Regions from separate parts of the Homo sapiens genome. Here region 2 is linked to region 1. A link is an interaction called in ENCODE POLR2A ChIA-PET data of the cell type or tissue named here. Cell type or tissue: GM12878. All regions are shown on one strand. Links, peaks and the distances in the headings refer to the core of each region. The heading gives the core; the rest is flanking DNA.

Evidence for each region. ChIA-PET counts read pairs that join two places held together with the same protein. Peaks named below come from ENCODE experiments on the same cell type or tissue, not always from the same donor. Only the 100,000 strongest peaks of a DNase experiment are listed, where the experiment ranks them.
Region 2: POLR2A ChIA-PET joins it to region 1 with 11 read pairs; 16 of 35 experiments call an interaction of 5 or more read pairs at or near these places.

What each region holds. Positions count from the first base shown.
Region 1 is chr15:44,591,894-44,594,393 of GRCh38, reverse strand. It overlaps SPG11 (SPG11 vesicle trafficking associated, spatacsin), which reads left to right. Exons shown (of 40, transcript NM_025137.4): 27 at 1,956-2,063. Among named protein-coding and RNA genes, the nearest start is that of EIF3J, 56 kb to the right of the region's middle. RefSeq lists an enhancer at 1,216-1,315. In GM12878, for the core only: a CTCF peak has its summit at 1,236 (motif pointing left); no DNase peak of the experiment used is centred there.
Region 2 is chr15:44,730,741-44,733,946 of GRCh38, reverse strand. It overlaps the pseudogene RNF4BP. Among named protein-coding and RNA genes, the nearest start is that of TRIM69, 4.2 kb to the left of the region's middle. In GM12878, for the core only: no CTCF peak of the experiment used is centred there; no DNase peak of the experiment used is centred there; H3K4me3 peaks cover 1,284 bases; H3K27ac peaks cover 1,449 bases.

The DNA.
Region 1 (2,500 bases), core at 1-2,500:
AGTGCAGTGGCACGATCTCGGCTCACTGCAACCTCCGCCTCCCGAGTTCAAGCAATTCTCCTGCCTCAGCCTCCCGAGTAGCTTGGACTACAGGCGCGTGCCACCACGCCCAGCTAATTTTTTGTATTTTTAGTAGAGACGGGGTTTCACCATGTTGGCCAGGCTGGTCTCAATCTCCTGACCTCGTGATCCTCCCACCTCGGCCTCCCAAAGCGCTGGGATTTACAGGCGTGAGCCACCGCTCCAAGCCTCAGGGTGCTTTTTATACATTATTTTAGTGAGTTTTCACAATAATCCTATGTGAAAATAATATTAGATATTATGGGCCAGGCACGGTGGCTCACACCTGTAATCCCAGCACTTTGGGAGGCTGAGACGGGCGGATCATTTGAGGCCAGGAATTTGTGATGAGCCTGGCCAACATGGCAAAACCCCGTCTCTACTAAAAATACAAAAAAAAAAAAGAAAAGAAAAAAGCCGGGCGTGGCAGGATGCACCTGTAAACCCAGCTGCTTGGGAAGCTGAGGCACGAGAATCACTTGAACCCGCAAGGTGGAAGTTGCAGTGAGCCAAGATCACACCACTGCACTGCAGCCTGGGTGACAGAGCAAGACCGTGTCTCAAAAAAAAAAAAAAAAAGATATTATGAAGTGATGTTGCTCTCATTTGACAGACTAATAAATCAAGGCTCACAAAACTTAAGTAACTTATCCAAGGTCTCAAAATACTTCAGTAAGTGGTGTATTTACAGTTCAGAGCCATACTTTCTAATTCAGAACTCCTATTATCTGACTGAGCGACTCCCACTGACAACAATAAAATGTATGAATCAGTGCCACAGGCAACAGTAGGTAAGGTGGATCAGTAGAGCAGATTATCCAGGTGTGTGTGTTTAAAATGTTATGCCTGGGCATGCTAGCGCACACTTGTAATGCCAGCCCTTTGGGAAGCCTAGGCGGATGGATCACTTGAGTCCAAGAGTTCAAGACCAGCCTGGCAACACAGTGAACCCCGTCTCTACAAAAAATACAAAAACTAGTTGGGCACGGTGGCACGCACCTCTAGTCCCAGCTACTCTAGAAGCTGAGGTGGGAGGATCACCTGAGGTCAAGGCTGTAGTGAGTGAGCTGTGATCATGCCACTGCACTCCAGCCTGGGCGACAGAATGAGGCTATGTCTCAAAAAAAATAATAAAAAATAATAATAAAGGTGTCATAGCACCATCTAGTGGAATGCTTCCTGCCTGTGTGCAATAGGCCAAGTATAGAGTAGACAGAAAATTGATTGTTGAGTAGGTATAACTGGACTGAGTATCATTTTTCCAAAAGGAAAAGAAATTATATTTAACTTTAACGTACATGATTTAATCTGTGAAGCTATTGCTAATAGCATTTCTTTTTTTTTTTTTTGAGGCAGAGTCTTGCTCTGTTGCCCAGGCTGGAGTGCAGTGATGTGATCATAGCTACAGCTACAACCTCTAGGTCTCAAGTGATCCTCCCTCAACTTCCCGAGTAGCTGGGACTATAGGCACATGCCACCACACTTGGCTAATGTTATTTATTTATTTATTTATTGAGACAGAGTCTCACTCTGTCGCCCAGGATGGAATGCAGTGGCACAGTCTTGGCTCATTGCAACCTCCACCTCCCAGGTTCAAGTGATTCTCATGCCTCAGCCTCTGGAGTAGCTGTGATTGCAGGCATGCACCACCATGCCTGGCTACTTTTTTATATTTTAAGTAGAGATGGGGTTTCATCATGTTGGCCAGGGTGGTCTCGAACTCCTGGCCTTAGGTGATCCCACTGGCTCGGCTTCCCAAAGTGCTGGCATTACAGGCATGAGCCACTGTGCCCTGCCTTATTAATAGCATTTTTAACATTCTCTTATTTGGCATTATTCATTGAAAAAATATTAAGTTCAAAATTTTGTAATTTTTTTCAAACTCTTTGTCAAAGGATTCCCCGTTACTACTGGTGATGGAGATGTATGAACTGTGTATGTTCTTCAGGAATTATAAAGAAGCTGAAGCTAAACTTCTGGAGTTTCAGAAGAGCCTTGAAACGGTAAGTTGGAATTATGGTGCTCTTTCTCACTGATCTGCACTTGGTTGGCATGCATGGACTTTTTTGTTTTTGTTTAAAGACTTGGTGTCTCACTCGGTTACTCAGGCACAGTGTTACGATCACAGCTCACTACAGCCTTGAACTCCTGGGCTCAAGGGATCCTCCTGCCTCAGCCTCCCAAGTAGCGTGGCTAATTTTTAATCTTTTTTTTTTTTTTTTTGAGACAGTGTCTGGCTCTGTCGCCCAGGCTGGAGTGCGGTGGCATGATCTCCGCTCACTGTAACCTCCACCTCCCAGGTTCAAGCGATTCTCCTGCCTCAGCCTCCAGAGTAGCTGGGATTACAGGTGCCCACCACCACACCCAGCTAACGTTTTGTATTTTTAGTAGAGACAGGGTTTCACCATGTTGGTCAGGCTGGTCTTGAACTCCTGACCTC
Region 2 (3,206 bases), core at 1-2,500, 140 kb before region 1:
CACAGGCCAGGAAGTACAATCTCTGGCAAAGACCAGAGACAGGCACTTCAAAGGAGGAGCAGGGGTAGGAACTTGATGCTGAATAGGTTGGCTAAACATACATATTCAACAGGTTACAGGAGGAGCTATGAATAATTATGAAGGTCATCCTGACTCATGCTTATTGAACAAACATGCATGTAACATACAACCCATGTTCACTTTGAGGTGGAGACTTAACTCTTTTTGTTGTTGTTATTGTTTGTTTTTTGTTTTTCGCGACGGAGTCTTACTCTGTCACCCAGACTGGAGTGCAGTGGCGCCATCTCAGCTCACTGCAATCTCTGCCTCTGAGGTTCAAATGATTCTCCTTCCTCAGTCTCCCAAGTAGCTGGGATTACAGGCGTGCACCACCACACTCAGCTAATTTTGTATTTTTAGTAGAGACGGGGTTTTGCCATGTTGGCCAGGCTGGTCTCAAACTCCTGACCTCAAGTGATTCACCCACCTCAGCCTCCCAAAGTGCTGGGATTACAGGCGTGAGCCACCACGCCAGGCCTAAGGTGGAGACTTAACACTTAAATGCATAACAATTAGACCCTATAAGTCAAAATGCCTGTTCAGGACAGGAAGGAACAAGGGTGCTTAGCCTCTATAAACTGGCCAGAACCAGCCCATAGTCAGTGGTCTTCTTATCAAGAGAAAGTGGCTGGGTGCGGTGGCTCACGCCTGTAATCCCAGCCCTTTGGGGGGCCGAGGCAGGCAGGTCACAAGGTCAGGAGATGGAGACCATCATGGCTAACACGGTGAAACCCCATCTCTACTAAAAATACAAAAAAATTAGCGGGGCGTGGTGGTGGGTGCCTGTAGTCCCAGCTACTTGGGAGGCTGAGGCAGGAGAATGGCATGAACCCAGAAGACAGAGCTCACAGTGAGCCGAGATCGGGCCACTGCACTGCAGCCTGGGCGACAGAGCAAGACTCTGACTCAAAAAAAAAAAAAAAAAAAAATTGCTTATCTCAGCTGGTGCTTGTTTAGCTGCTAAACAAAAAGAAAAACTGACAGGGCAGAACTCCGTCTCAAAAAATAAATAAATAAATAAATAAATAGAAAATCTTGTGGCAGTTAGAACATAGTTTATTCTTTAAGTGTAGGAGTGCATGACATAACACTTGCCTGGCATGACCTTAGATCTTACGAATAATTTGTTATTGCCACAAAGGGTCTATTCTGTCAGCCTTATGATCTTTATTTTGACATTAATGCTGGTCAGTTGTTGTGTCTAAACCATAAAAGAGACGGAGATATAATGAAGCGTGTCTGACCTCCCATCCCGTCATGGCCAGGAACTCAGTTTTAAGGTTTTTCTGGGGTCACTTTGGTCAAGAGGGGTTCCATTCAGTCAATTAGGGGGCTTAGGATTTTAGTTTACAACTTACTTCACCATCTCTAGGGTGTTGTCTTTATTTATGTGGTCCAGAATGTCCACATGTGGCCAACTAAAAATTGATGACTATAAGAAAGGGAAAGTTGCTTTAAGGACGACCCCAGTATCTGGCACACTCTGGCAACTGAAGTCCAGAGCTGAAGCATAAAACCAAAGGAAACAAAAAGCAGTCTCAGAGCATATGAGAAATCAAAGAGTTTCTTATATACTGCAGATAGCAATTTTAAAAATCAGTATTTTTAAGCTCAGAGCATTGGATGCCAACAACCCATAGTTCCTGCACAAAGACATGGAAAAATCCAGCCACAGGATCTGTCTTGAGCAATAAGGCATACATCATATATAACTGCAGTGATACTGATGGAGGCTGATTTTTTTCAAACAAACTGGGCAGTGTTAGTATGTGTAAAGGAAGTGCAGAAGCACTGACTACAGATGTGGCCACATTCTATAGAGTAGATGTGTTGTATACTAAGTTCAATCTCTGAGCATCCATCCATGCAAACTTGACACTGAATATAACCAGGTAGTATATGACAAAAAAAATTTTTTTGCAGGGAATTATGGTGGGCACTGTTGGTTATACATACATCTCTGTCCCTTTTCACTCCCTCCTCATCATTGTTCACCACACAACTGCCAGTGTGGTCTTGGAGTGGCCTTGTGTTTGCTCTTGGCCTCCTCCTTTGTTCAATAATCACTACAGAGTCACGGTGAGTTAGGTCAATCACTACAGGTGCTAGAGATTCACAGGTGAGGTCAACTACTTCATCACTTTCCCCAAGTTCTATCAGTTCTGCATCCAAGGCTATGTTAGGTGTTGGGCCTCCTTCTCTGGCTATAGGGAATGCTCAGGCTTGTCTGGAATTCACCATGCTGTCTCAGCTTATTATAGTATTCCATTGTGCTTTTTGGATTCAGTCTTAGAGAAGTAAATGATCTGTGCCAAGGTTTACAGCAGATATTAAAACTCTTCGATGTCTCACTGCTGTTGTTCAGTCACTCTCTGACTTATAAGAATTTAGAGGTCAGATTTCCCCACATATTTGAACCCTTATTCTGGGTCCAGTCCTGTCTTCACTTCCACAACTGCTGTGTTCCCACAGGGAGTGGATCTTCTGGGAGCCATTTGTAAGATAGTTCAATCTGAATTTTTAACTGAAAAAAAATGAGAGAAAAATTAAGCTTTAGTAATGTCTAAATCAAGACTGATAGTAGTGTATGTATAAAATGTATAGCTATATATAGAGAATGTATACAAAAAACTTTTTATAGTTATGCATTTGAACAAAATTTGGAGGCCACTGCTGTTGAAACTGAGTGCCCCTCCCTATTCTATGACCTGATGGTAGTGAGGAGGAGGAATCTAAGGGGCACTTACATGAAGAGAAGCACAATATCATTGAACACCCAAGAAAGGGTTACTACTTCAATTAAGAGCTTTCTCTTTCCTTTTTTTTTTTTTTGAGAAAGAGCCTCACTCTGTCACCCAGGCTGGAGTGCAGTGGTGCAATCTTGGCTCACTGCAACCTCCGTCTCCCCGGGGTTCAAGCAATGTTCATGCCTCAGCCTCCCATATAGCTGGAATTACAGGTGCATGGCACTACACCCGGCTAATTTTTGTATTTTTAGCAGAGATGGGGTTTTGCCATGTTGGTCAGGCTGATATCAAACTCCTGACCTCAGGTGATCTGCCTGCCTCGGTCTCCCAAAGTGCTGGGATCACAGGCATGAGCCACAGCGCTTGGCCCACTCACTCATTTTTTATAAAGTAAAAACG